2 separate regions of the Homo sapiens genome follow, and region 2 is linked to region 1. Evidence: chromatin contacts called from ENCODE Hi-C or POLR2A ChIA-PET data. All regions are on one chromosome and are shown on one strand. Each heading gives the region's core, a stretch centred on a gene start or an enhancer-like site at or near the end of the contact. The rest is flanking DNA. Distances are from core to core; before and after follow the strand shown.

Evidence for each region. A loop is a pair of places that touch in the nucleus more often than their neighbours do. ChIA-PET counts read pairs that join two places held with the same protein, here RNA polymerase II (POLR2A). Pooled maps may share reads with other maps.
Region 2: a loop to region 1 is called in a pooled map, with 2.6 times the contacts of the local background. The contact joins two enhancer-like sites. A Hi-C loop is called at or near these places in 3 of 50 pooled maps. POLR2A ChIA-PET finds 5 or more read pairs at or near these places in 3 of 52 experiments (AG04449, H1 and T-cell).

What each region holds. Positions count from the first base shown.
Region 1 is chr13:44,917,726-44,924,097 of GRCh38, reverse strand. It overlaps LOC107984619 (a long non-coding RNA gene), which reads left to right. Exons shown (of 2, transcript XR_001749860.1): 1 at 1-591. TRE-TTC2-1 (tRNA-Glu (anticodon TTC) 2-1) reads left to right here and starts at 6,100; the gene lies at 6,100-6,171. RefSeq lists an enhancer at 5,265-5,594. Within about 2 kb of position 2,424, at least 6 of the 41 ENCODE cell types and tissues checked have a DNase peak (open chromatin) inside an H3K27ac peak, as active enhancers do.
Region 2 is chr13:45,278,278-45,284,649 of GRCh38, reverse strand. GTF2F2 (general transcription factor IIF subunit 2) reads right to left here. Exons shown (of 8, transcript NM_004128.3): 8 at 1-1,208. The coding sequence ends at 1,089. Among named protein-coding and RNA genes, the nearest start is that of SNORA31B, 55 kb to the left of the region's middle. Within about 2 kb of position 2,834, at least 3 of the 41 ENCODE cell types and tissues checked have a DNase peak (open chromatin) inside an H3K27ac peak, as active enhancers do.

The DNA of each region.
Region 1 (6,372 bases), core at 1,175-3,674:
AAGTTACTTAACCTCCCTATGTTTCAGTTTTCTAATCTGTAAAATGGGAATAATATTGGTACCTATCTCATTGGGTCAGTGTGAGAATTAAATTGTTAATTATTGAAGTGTTTAGAATTATCTGGCACATAGTGAATCCTATATGTGATAGCTATTGTTTTTATATCAAGCACTGTCAAATATATATCGGGTAGTCATGATGAACATTAAACTTGGCATAATCCCTGGCCATGGACCTATTGAAGATTATTGAGATAGATCATCTCACGAGGAAAGAAGAAAATGAGTTTAGAAAGCTCACTCCACTCTGAACTACTGCTGAGAAGTCCAGAAATAAACCAGAAATACCTTTAACCTCCAATACAAGGTCCAACTTGATTTCTACCTAGCACCTCAGGAGCAAAGCAAATTAACTGAGGGTCTCGGCGGGCCATAATTTCAATATTTGAGCAACGGCAACATGGAACAAGAACCTACAATGGTGGGCAAGTTTTCCGGATGTCAGGCCATGAAGTGCTTGGACTCACAATTCCTAAGTGTGTTCTTGAAGAAAAACCAGGTCTGAGCCCTGGTAGGAGCACACAAATGAGGGTGAGTATGATGATGGGCTGGTGAAGCTCTTCCTGTCTTGGGCTATCAGATCAGGTGAAGGGAAGGTAGGGGAAGAAAGAGAGTGTGTGCCAGCGATATTAGGAGACAGGGATGTAGTTTCTTGTTCTTTGTTGTTGTTACTTAAATATTAAAATTATGGCCTTCTGAGACTCTCAATTAGTTTGCTTTGCCACTTCGGTGCTAGGTAGAAACCAAGACTATTTCTCTGAGATGGACTGATTCATTATTGGATGAATGAATGAAGCAAGCGATCAATCATGCAAACATGCACTGAGTGCTGATGATGTGTAAAGAAAGATGCTGTGGAGATATTTTCACCTAGCTGAGGAATAGTTCTCTCTTGTTATATGCTGATTTAAGGGGAAAAGTTACTTTTATAGGAGGATCCCCAAAGAAACCAAGATATTTTAAGAGACTCATTAAGTTGGTGCAGGAAGTCTTACATGAAAAAAATATATATATTAAAAAAAGATTAATTAAGTAATTATGCCCAGATGAAATGCCTGGATTTGAATCCTGCTTCTGTAACTTACTTAATCGCCTATGTTTCTGTTTTCTAATTTGTAAAATGGGAAGAATATTGGTACCTATCTCATTGGGCCATTGTGAGAATTAAATTGTTACTATATTAAAATGCTGATTCATTAAGTCATTATGTGTGCCAAGCACTGTGCTGGAAGCTGGGAATACAACAGAGTAAGACCCAGACTCTGCCATGAGGGAGCTTACTGTCTACCACAGGAAGGGAAACAGGGAACTCCATCCAACCTAATGATAATCCAGAATGAGCACCTCACCCAGCACTGAGCGTTCAAGGATGTTTGCCCTGAGTCACAGAACAAGTAGGAGTTGCTAGATTTGGCACAGAGGGGAGGGGCAGAATTCTATGATCTAAACAAGCCCTCGAGGAAGCTCTGTCATTCCAGTGGCCTCCTGAGATCAAACCCTATTTTAGAAACTGAACCTAGTGTTAGGCCATGAAGATTAATTCACACTGGTCAGCAGGGGCAGGTGCTGTTACTCAAGAGAGCTTTGAGGTTTAACCTTGTGCCATAGGCTGAGTTTGTGCTGGCCAGAGCTGTTCTTGGGAGAGTGGAATTTAATTGGTGCTTATTTGTGATGGCCTTATAAAGCATGACTCCTGGGCCTACTAAAGTGGAAACCATTCTAACTCCTAAATGACTGGCAAACACAAGCCTGAATCACACCCCAGATTGCTTTGGCTAATGGAGATGCCTGGCAAGTACAATGTGTTTGGGGCTTTTTTCCAGTATCAAATGGTGGATAAAATGGGACAGTTGCCCACTGAAAATCAGACCTAGATGCATGGGAACAGGAATAACTGTTTCTTGTGTCAACAAGAAGGCTTTTTTTTTGTGTGTGTGGAACTAAAGAAATGCAGCTCACTTACTGGTCTGGCCAAACTTCAAAAATTCATGTTTTTTTTTTTTTTTTCCTCCTCCCAGGAACATTTTGTTCCTGCTGGTGGTTAAAAGGTGGCAGCTTTCATATAGAAGTACAGCAGGAAGTATTTAAGTTAGATAAAAGGAAGGACTATGTGACAGAATGATTGAGTGCAGGACTGGGTTCCCAGGGGGATTACAAAATCTGATTTTTATTCATGGACTTTCCTACTAAATAACTGAAATAATAAGGGTGGCAAGACGTAAGCTTATATCACCATTTTTTAAAGGTCTGTGCTTTGGGATTCAGAGGAAGCGGGAGGGAGTGCCTTGTGAACAAGAGGACCTGAGGTGACTTCAAAGGCTGAGCTGGCCTTGGGATTGAGGTCGGGCTTGGAAAGAAGAGTGGGAGGGTGGTGTGGAGCAAGGTGGAACAAAGGAACGGGAAGGACAGAGCAGGTCGGGTGATCTGGAATGTGGCCCCTCTGAAGAGGGCTGCGGCGGGATAGTATTAGCAGGCTATGTCAGGGCTGGATTATGGAGAGCCTGGAAAGCTTGCCCAGAGAATTTAGATTTTACTCAACAAGCAACGAGATGCCATTTTTCCAGGCTTTTGAGCAGGAACAGGAAATGATAGAAACTGTGCTTCAGGGATCATGGGCTTTTAGCGACTGAAGGGGATTTATTGTCGTGTGGTTCATTGTTGCTCAAACTCTACTGGCATCAGAATCATTTGGAGGGGGAAGTCCTTGTGAAAATTCAGATTCTCATTTGTAAGTCCTGGGTGGGTGGGGCTGGGAATCTGCAGGTGAAAAAAGCCACTGACGATCCTAATACCAGTGATCTGAGGCCCACACGGGGCAAACACTGCTACCCCCTTCTGTGAGGCCCTGTCCAAGAGGCCCAGGGAAGCCTTTGAGAAACCCACAGAGTACCACTGAGAAAAGGAGTCAGCCCTAAAACAAGTTTAGGCCCAGAGAGCTGGAAGCTGACATTGGACAATGCCAGTTGAGTAGGAACTTCTGTGCCCCACCCCCACTTTTTTTTTTTTTTTTTAGACAAGGTCTTACTCTGTCGCCCAGGCTAGAGTGCAGTGGCACGATCTTGGCTCACTGCAACCTCCGCCTCCCCGGTTCAAGCAATTAACCTGCCTCAGACTCCCAAGTAGCTTGGATTACAGGCACCTGCCACTGTGCCCGGATAAATTTTGTGTTTTTAGTAGAGACGGCGTTTCACCATGTTGGCCAGGCTGGTCTTGAACTGCTGATCTCATGTGATCCACCCGCCTTGGCCTCCCAAAGTGTTGGGATTACAGGCGTGAGCCACCACACCCGGCCCTGTGCCCCTTTTCGTTCCCCTCCCCACACTCCAATCTTGGAGGACCCCAGAGCCTCGAAAGGCAGAAGGCCAAAGAAAGAAAGAAGTGGCTCATTCCTGGTGTGATATTTAACCAGCACATTGCTATTTTTTGACCAGCACACTGGCTTTTCAAGGAAAAAGCCCTGCCTTGTAGCATTTACCTATTTCCATGGGGTAAATACTCCCAGTGTGGCCATCTCAGGCTACCAATATGATGTCACTGAACACAGAGTTAGGAAGAGAAGCCCACCATGGGCTCCTGTGAGGCAGTAAGAGCCTGCTCCAGCAAACCACCACTTCGAGCTGGAAATCATGCCCAAGTTGGGCTGGGGCAAACTATTTGAGAATGAGGACTGAGCTGTTAAACAGTGTATTGCGCTGGATTGTGTTTTATTACTTAAAGTGGCCACAGGGCTCCCAGCACTTTGGGAGGCCAAAGTGGGCCTCCTGAGCCCAGGAGTTCGATACCAGCCTTGGCAACATGGTGGAGCCCTGTCTCTACAAAAAAGACAAGAATTAGCTGGGCTTGGTGGTGAGTGCCACCAGCAGTCCCAGCTACTTGGGAGGCTGAGATGGGAGGATCACTTGAGCCTGGGAAGTCAAGGCTGCAGTAAGACGAGATCAAGCCACTGCACTCCAGCCTGGGTCACTGAGTGAGACCCTGTCTCAAAATAAACAATAAAAATAAAGTGACCATAGGGCTTTCTGCTACTGCTTGAGTTTTCATCCACTGGTAAAGAGAAAAATGGAACAAATTTCAGTTTAGTGATCGTGAGAAACCAAGAGTAAATTCACATTTTGGTTACATCCTAAGGATGGTGCCCGTCCAATGGATGGGTTACTGTGAGAAATTAGATCTTGAAAACCTGTAAGATGTCTTTTTTAAAAAGAATTATCATCAAAGGGAAATATAAAACTGAAAAGTATTTATGAAATCTGAGCCCTCAAATTGAGAACCACAGATGTCAGGTATTCCGTAGTTGAGGGCGTTTGTTTTGGAGAGTTTTCTTTGGTGTTCCAAAGCAAATATCCTCAAAAGGAAAGCAGTTGTCTGATTAAGAAACTCTGTACTCTGTTCAAAGATAGTACAGGAAGAACCAACTAAAATGTGGGTAAGACCTACCTCATAGGTACACTATGAGGATTAAATAAACACATTTGAATGTGTCTGATACACAGAGTAGGTTTGCTGTCAATGCTTCTGGTTTTTTTCAGAGCCACATTCCCATTTTTTTTTCTTTTCTCTTTTTTTTAGACAGAGTCTTACTCTGTCACCCAGGCTGGAGTACAGTGGCATGATCTCAGCTCACTACAACCTCCACTTCCCCGGTTCAAGCGATTCTCCCTGCCTCGGCCTCCCAAGTAGCTGAGATTACAGGCGTGCGCCACCACGCCCGGCTAATTTTTGCATTTTTAATAGAGACGGGGGTTTCTCCACATTGGCCAGGCTGGCCTCGAACTCCTGACCTCAGATGTGAGCCACTCTCCTCAGCCTCCCAAAGTGTTGGGATTACAGGCGTGAGCCACCGCGCCCGGCCCATATTCACTTTTAATTATGTTGGGTTGCGTTCATTCCCTGTTGGGGAGCTTCTTCGTGGTAATGAGTGCGAGGCAGAACAATTTCTATTTCCAGTCTATTCTCGCCCCTCCTCTGTTGAGGATGAATGTCACAGATGAACCTTAGCCTGAGAGGGAGAAGGAGGACCTTCTAAGTCCCTGCGGCAGTTGGGGGTGTGAGGAGTGATCTTAGCTTTTAAGTGGGCTTCAAAGTGTCCTCTGCTAGTTGAACTGTTCGAAACTTCCACAATTTGTCCCCAGACTTCCATTAACACAGTTTCTGCTAGTAAACACAACTTATGTGTAGCTTAAGCCACTGAGGACACCAGAGCCACAGCTCCTCTCCGCCGGCTATCCCCAATGGCTGACTCTTTGCATTTCCCTAATTCAAACAGTAGACTGCTAAGGCATCAACCGCTCCCTTGAAATGCTTCAAATCGAGGAGGGCCTTGGAAACCACACGGAGTTTCCATCTATCATGAACGCCTGCAGTAAGAGACTTTCTCCACTTTTCTAAGCTACATTTACAGACCGCCACTCTGGCTGCTTTCGGTGACACAAATCCTGCCTTCAGCCGCTGAGTCATCAGAACCTGGAATGTTCCAGGCTTCCGGGCAGTTCTCATTCCTGTTTTTTCAGAGGAAAAGATCCACTTTCAGGGACGGGGTGGTGCCTGTGGCCAGCCTGGACCAGCGCTGAGGGGAGGGACAGATTCGGGCAAGGCACTGCGCGTCTGTGGCACACACCCTGTCGGCGGACACCGGCCAGTGCAGCGTGGCCTCCACTGCGCGGTGTTATGACGCCCCGTGGTCCTCACTTCTTCACCAGCCTCTAACATTCAAACCCCAGTTCTTTTGGACTTTGCAGGAGTTTTGTGAGGAATTGTGAACAATGACTCATCCAATCTAGTGTCTACATTGGTGTCGACATGGTACCTAGCACCAGGAGACTGGATGAGATCACGAAAGACGCGAGAGTAGATTGAAGAAAGATTCAAGGGCCCCTGCAAGGAGAGAAACAGTAGAATGCGAACCTGAACGGTTTAAACCGCTGCAGACTCCGCGCAGGCGCAGGAGCAGGTTTGACGCCTACGGATGAACGCGATGGAGTGGGCGGAAGCCGACCGAGAAGACTCAATTTGTCTAGGCTTGGAGTCGCTATTGCCGTCTCCCACATGGTCTAGCGGTTAGGATTCCTGGTTTTCACCCAGGCGGCCCGGGTTCGACTCCCGGTGTGGGAACGCCGAAATTTTAGACTGGCGTTCAGTCGATTTAGATTCTTCCTAACTCGGAAAAGGCATGTTTTTAACCAAAACTGTAATTCCATTTCAAAGCACGAGGGACACATCGGGGCTGAAGGGAACCAAGGAGCTACCCCTGGGGCGGGTGTGAGGTTCAAGTGTGCTCAGACCCTAGCCACCTGCGGCAGGCGGCGGAAGGGA
Region 2 (6,372 bases), core at 1,585-4,084, 360 kb before region 1:
ATTTGCTACTTCTTGATTGCAGCATCTAGAAGCAGATGACAAAATGAACGAGTGAAAAAACAACTTTTCCCTGTGCTTAGTTCACTTAAGCTTCTTTGTTTTGTTTGATGGTCTTGACAGTATGATTTTGGATCGCTTAATATATAATATTGTGTTGTGCTAGAAAAAACTAACATATACATGTATTGTTTTCATTTAAAAATTAATTAAAGAGAAAGAGAAAAGCAACATTTTAATGCCCCAGGAATTGAAACTAACGTTTTCTGTCTCGGCTGGACCCCTACGCCCATCTTTTGATTTGCTGATATCATTTGCCATGTGATGGTCAATACATGTCTGCTGGGTAAGCAGTAAAATTCTGGGGGCAAGCCAGTTTTGAGAAGCTTATAATCTGACTGGGGGAGACATATCTTCAAATTTTGGAAAGATATTTAATTTCTAATTATCTTAAAAGCAAATAAAAGAAACATCAACTGACCATGATCCTGCACATTTCTCATCTCAGCATCACTACGGTAAAATAAGCCAATGATGAACACTGCCATTTCACTACAAACTCTCTCCTTTTATTAACGTTGAGTATGAACACGAAACGTGATCACCTGTTTAAAAGAAAAACACCGCTTTGTTCTTTGACAATTTCAAAATAAGGAACTTTGGGTTTTTATTCCTTTTAAGAGTTTCTGTAGTTGACTGTTTTTTTCTTGCTATACAATTCTCCTTGGATCTGTATTACCTCAGCTCCTTAGATACGGCAAGGGTAGAGAGTCCTCACTTAAAAAAATTTCCTAATTGTACACATTAAAAGCTAATATTTAAGAAAAACCCTCTTAATCCTCCAACCCCTATTCCTACTGTGAATAATCTGGTTTAATACAAGTTAAGTCTATAAATAAATCTGTTCTTTCTCCTCAAAAAAACAGTTAAGAAACTTTACAAGAATTACAGGTTTAAAAAATTTACCGAGAGAAATCAAAGTACTGTCACTTAACCCCTATTAACATACGGTGTTCAAGCCTTCCAGTATCAGCGCCTTTTGCATAGCATCGCTGCTAGTCGTTTCACTAGCATGCTGGCTAGGAGTCTTCTTAGTCACTCTTTTCTTCTCCTTGATAGTGTCTGTACTCTGGCTTCAGCTCCCATGTGTTTTTGTGGATCCCTTTTACATTCTGAACACCAATTTCTTTTAAGATTTCCTTCAGGTACACCTAAAACAAAAACAAAACCCCTAACAAATGAGATTATAAATGCAGGGGACAAAACTTAAAATAAGATGATATGCCAAAGCACATATGCAAGCCATAAAAATTATGATCCTAAAAGCTCAGCAAGATTTCTCTATAAGGAGGTTCAATAAACTGCCTTTTGATTCTACATGTGCGACATGGTAACTGCACTAAATATATGATCATGTGCATTAAAGGAGTTGAAAGTCCTGAATGCCAACAACTTAAAAGCTAAAACAAACAAACAAAAAAAACACAAAAAACACTACATGAAATACACGAAAAAATTACTGGTCCTCACTCAGTGTGACACGGTACACCAAGGGTAATCTGCCCTTGAGTTCAGTGGCCTCATGGGACTCAGTTCACAGATTGAAACCAGTAGTTTCAGGAGCAGTAGCATATAAAAAAAATGAGCAACATTTTTGAGAATATTCTATCAAGCAGGCATATGACAGGTATTCAGAATTCTCAGTTCTAAGGTGAGTTCTCAAATTTGTTTTTAGGCCACCCACTTATTTTTTCCTATGTGAGAAGGAGAGTTGTTATTTGTATTTACTACTATTTGTACTTTAGCCAAGCTTGCCAACACAGATAAGGGAGTAAGAAGTGATAATAAGGCCGGGCTTGGTGGCTCACGCCTGTAATCCCAACACTTTGGGAGGCTGAAGTGGGCAGATCACCTAAGGTCAGGAGTTCGAGACCAGCCTGGCCAACATGGTGAAACCCCGTCTCTACTAAAAATACAAAAATTAGCCAGGCATGGTGGTGGGAACCTGTAATCCCAGCTACTAGAGAGACTGAGGCAGGAGAATCACTTGAACCCAGGAGGCAGAGGTTGCAGTGAGCTGAGACTGTGCCATTGCACTCTAGCCTGGGCAACAACAGTGAAACTCTGTCTCAAAAAACAAATAAATAAATAAAGTGATAAGAAGACATCCCCTAAAACTATCAGGGATGCAGCCTTGTGTTTGGCTTCTCCAAAGAAAAGAGTCATATTATGGTGTTTTAGGTCCCTAAAAATTCAATAAACATTTACTAAATGATTACTATGGTCATGGAAATGATGGCTATGTTAAGTGTAATATGAAACTAGACCTTTGCTTGCCAATGCTGAAGGCCAAAAAGCATTCCACAATAAGCTGACCAATATAAATTACAGAATTTCCTTCTTGGAGAAGAAAGGAAAGATAATAATATTAATTATTATTATCATTATTATTTTGAGATGGAGTTTTGCTCTTGTTGCCCAAGCTGGAGTGCAGTGGCATGATCTCGGCTCTCTGCAACCTCCGCCTCCCAGGTTCAAGCGATTCTCCTGCCTCCTCCCAAGTAGCTGGGATTACAGGCGCATGCCACCACGCCCAGCTAAATTTTTTGTATTTTTAGTAGAGATGGGGTTTCACCATGTTGGCCAGGCTGGTCTCGAACTCCTGTCCTCAGGTGATCCACCCACTTCGGCCTCCCAAAGTGCTGGGATTACAGGCCTGAGCCACTGCACCCAGCCAAGATAATTATTTAAAAGCGACTCTTTTGTTGTTGTTGCAGAACAAAGCAATCCAACAATAATTTGTGTGCGTGTGCTTCAAAGAACTAGTTACGGTATGATGATGACTCATCCCATTGATGGAAGATGTAATTTTTCTTATTGATTGAAGTGAGGCATTAATAAGAAAAATGGCTGAGAAGCTCTTGTCTGTATATTTAAGGTAGTGCTTTTCTCTAGCATGGTGCTAGACCACCTGCATCAGAACCCTGTGGGGAGCTTGTTAAATGAGACACAGCTTGGGCCTACTGAATCAAAGTCTCTTGGGCTAGGCCCAGGAATCTGCATTTTAACAAGTGCCTAGGCGACTCATGTAACTATATACTAAAGTTCCACCACATCTGGCTTAAGGTTCTTCCAGTTCTGATACTCTAGGATCTTTGAGTCCTTAGTGTGTTGCTTCGTTCTCTGAGCCTCATGTTTGCTGTAGAGTACGTGTTACCAACATAATCTAATGCCACTTTACACTGACTGATATAATGCTCTAGAGTTCATAAAGTCCTTTTAGTTAGGGGTAGGTTGTCACCTAGAAACATAATAGCTGATTAGTACTGGAAGTATACAGAGGTTCCTTCAGGATGGCTCAGCTCTCTCGTGGGCAGCCTTCCCATGCCAGCAGCCAAGCCCCAGCAGATGGCAGCAATGAACCAAATGAGCCCTGGGTTCCCCCGAGGCTTGCCTACCTCCCACACCTTATACAGTTGGCTTCACTAGCAGACCCGTGTGAATGAGTAAGCATAAAGGCTTGAGATATCTAGGTAATATAAAATGCAAGTCTGCCACCTGCTATTTCAAATTACATTTAAAAAACAGGACACTGTTCATAAACTACTTTCTAATTGAACAGGATTCATAAATGGAAAATGATTGGTTAGGCACAAATGATTCTCTGTTTAGGTGCCAAGAATGACATCTTTGTAAAATTCCAAAGAATGGTTTATTATGAGACTGGCTAAGACGATGTTGCACAAACAACCATACAATTGTGGATGCACTGCAATGGGTCAAAAATGAAAAGAACAATTGCCAGGAGCATTTTAGTAGCTCCATAGAAAAGAAGCTCTCCTGACTTCAAGTCTAGTGTGCCCATTTATAATCTAGGCCCAGAAAATGAAAATCCTAAAAAGGGTTAAACAAAAAATATTAATAAAGTCTGAAGTGTACAAATTCAGTTGTTTTCATGTCCACCCTCATTTTGGCAATCTAGTAGAACATATGGAATTCTTTTTATAAACGAAGGTGTCATTCTTTTTTCCTTGTAACAATAAGAATGGAATGAGATGACCATAGTCAGTCAATTTCTCAAGCAACAAAATGCAATCAGGGTCACAATGTACTGTGATCAGGGGGTAGGGGACACAAACTTCCTGATTTTTAGGATGTTCTAAACTGCAACCTAAGACCATTTTACTCTAATCAAATAAATTAGCTTGGCAGGGAAGTAGGTATAAAACATTAGCAGAGAAAGTAGTAGTGACGATAGGGAAAAACAAGGTCTCTGAAGGGAAAATCTCTAAAGGGAAGACATGGACAGAGAACAGAAAGAGCACATGTCCTTCCTCTGTCTAAAATATTCTAATGACTTCCCCGTTTGGGCTACACATTAAATTCCAAACGCCTTTGTAGGCATCCACTCAGGTCTGCCTTCTCCCTTTAGCCTCATCTTCCAACACTCCCCCTCACGCATGCTTCCCATTTCTGCATCTGCGTGCTTCTGGGTTTTTCCCATATGTTGTTTCCCTTCCTTGTAACGTTTATCTCCTTTCCTCAAATCTGGACCCCTCATTCTTTAAGACTAGGCTCAAATGTTACTTTCTCAGAGAAACTTTCTCTAACAGCCTTACCTTAGATTTACATTTCACACCGCACAACCTTCGATGGTAGCTCTTATTATATTATAATCCTTTATTTATATGCCTTGCTCTCCTCTTAAATCACATGCTCCTTTTTTGGGGGGGGCGGGGGGACGGTGGGAACAGAGTTTCACTCTCGTTGCCCAGGCTGGAGTGCAATGGCATGATCTTGGCTCACTGCAACTTTTGCCTACTGGGTTCAAGTGATTCGCCTGCCTCAGCCTCCCGAGTAGCTGGGATTACAGGCATGTGACACCACGCCTGGCTAATTTTGTATTTTTAGGAGAGACGGAGTTTCTCCATGTTGGCCAGGCTGGTCTTGAACTGCTGACCTCGTGATCCACCCGCCTCGGCCTCCCAAAGCGCTAGGATTACAGGCATGAGCCACCGCGCCCGGCCACATGCTCCTGTTATAGTGCCTGCGTGCACATCACAGAGACTCAGTGTACTTATGCAAAGTGAATAAGGCGTGCTTAAGACTAACAAGGCAGCTAAGAGGACTGCTGGGTGGTGGTGGGGATATCACTAAGAAGGTCCATAAAAATAGACCATTCAAATTCTAGTTCAGTTTTAGAACTCAAGCAGTGATCTAGTTTGAGAAACAAAGTTTACTGACTAAACTGTACTACGTGAATTTGAATGTCACTTATTACTAAAATCTGCATTTTAGTGCTAAAATATTGTTGGTGACAGAGCCAACTGAAGAAGAGGTTTTAAAGGTTCTACCAGGATTGAAAATTACTTGGTAATCTTATTTCTCTTTTTAACATTCATATATTCACTCAAACATTTATTCCAGCACCTACAATGTGCCAGGTGGAATGGTAGACACTCAGTCTTCCTCTCAGAGTTCACAGTTTAAGATTAGTGCAGAGGATGGGGGCAAAGAAAAAGGCATATTACGCCGGGTGTGATGGCTCACGCCTGTAATCCCAGCACTTTGGGAGGCTGAGGCGGGTGGATCACCTGAGGTCAGGAATTCAAGACCAGCCGGCCAACATGGAGAAACCTCGTCTCTACCAAAATTACAAAAATTAGCTGGGCGTGGTGGCAGGCCCCTGTAGTCCCAGCTATTCAGGAGGCTGAGGCAGGATAATCACTTAAACCCAGGAGGTGGAGGTTGTAGTGAGCTGAGATCGCACCACTGTACTCCAGCATGGGCAACAGAGCAAGATTCCACCTCAAAAAAAAAAAAAAAAAAAAAAAAAGAAAAAGAAAAAGGCAAATTGGCAGGTAATCAGAAAATATAACAGAGGCATGTGTACAGGGTATTATGAGACCACTGAGAAGGGGGCACCTAACACAGCCCGCATAGAGATGTTAGGTTCTTTGAGGATAGATATTTGATCATTCGATTTGAACAGCAATTCTGTGTAGAGATCTAGAGAAAGGAGTTCTCCTCCTCTTACTTAAACACTGAGTGACTTTCCAATTAAATCTTTTGTCTAACCACCTGTATTTGAAACAGAGGATTCTAGAACTGAGTAGATCACTTTTATGTCACATAGGATTGGGGATATGTCTTATTACAGACTATGTGCCAAGCTGCAGCACAAGATCTGAATAAACTGGCTCAGGTCCAGCAATTCTTCATCAAAAGGATGTGTGGGAGAGAATTTACGGCAAGTCTGAATGCAGAGAAATAAGGGATAGAACATCACAGCTTTCTTGGAAGGAAATGGCAAGGCACATACTTGATCAAAGAGGTCAAGTGATTAGGATGTTTGTTTGCATTTGTGGGTCAAGT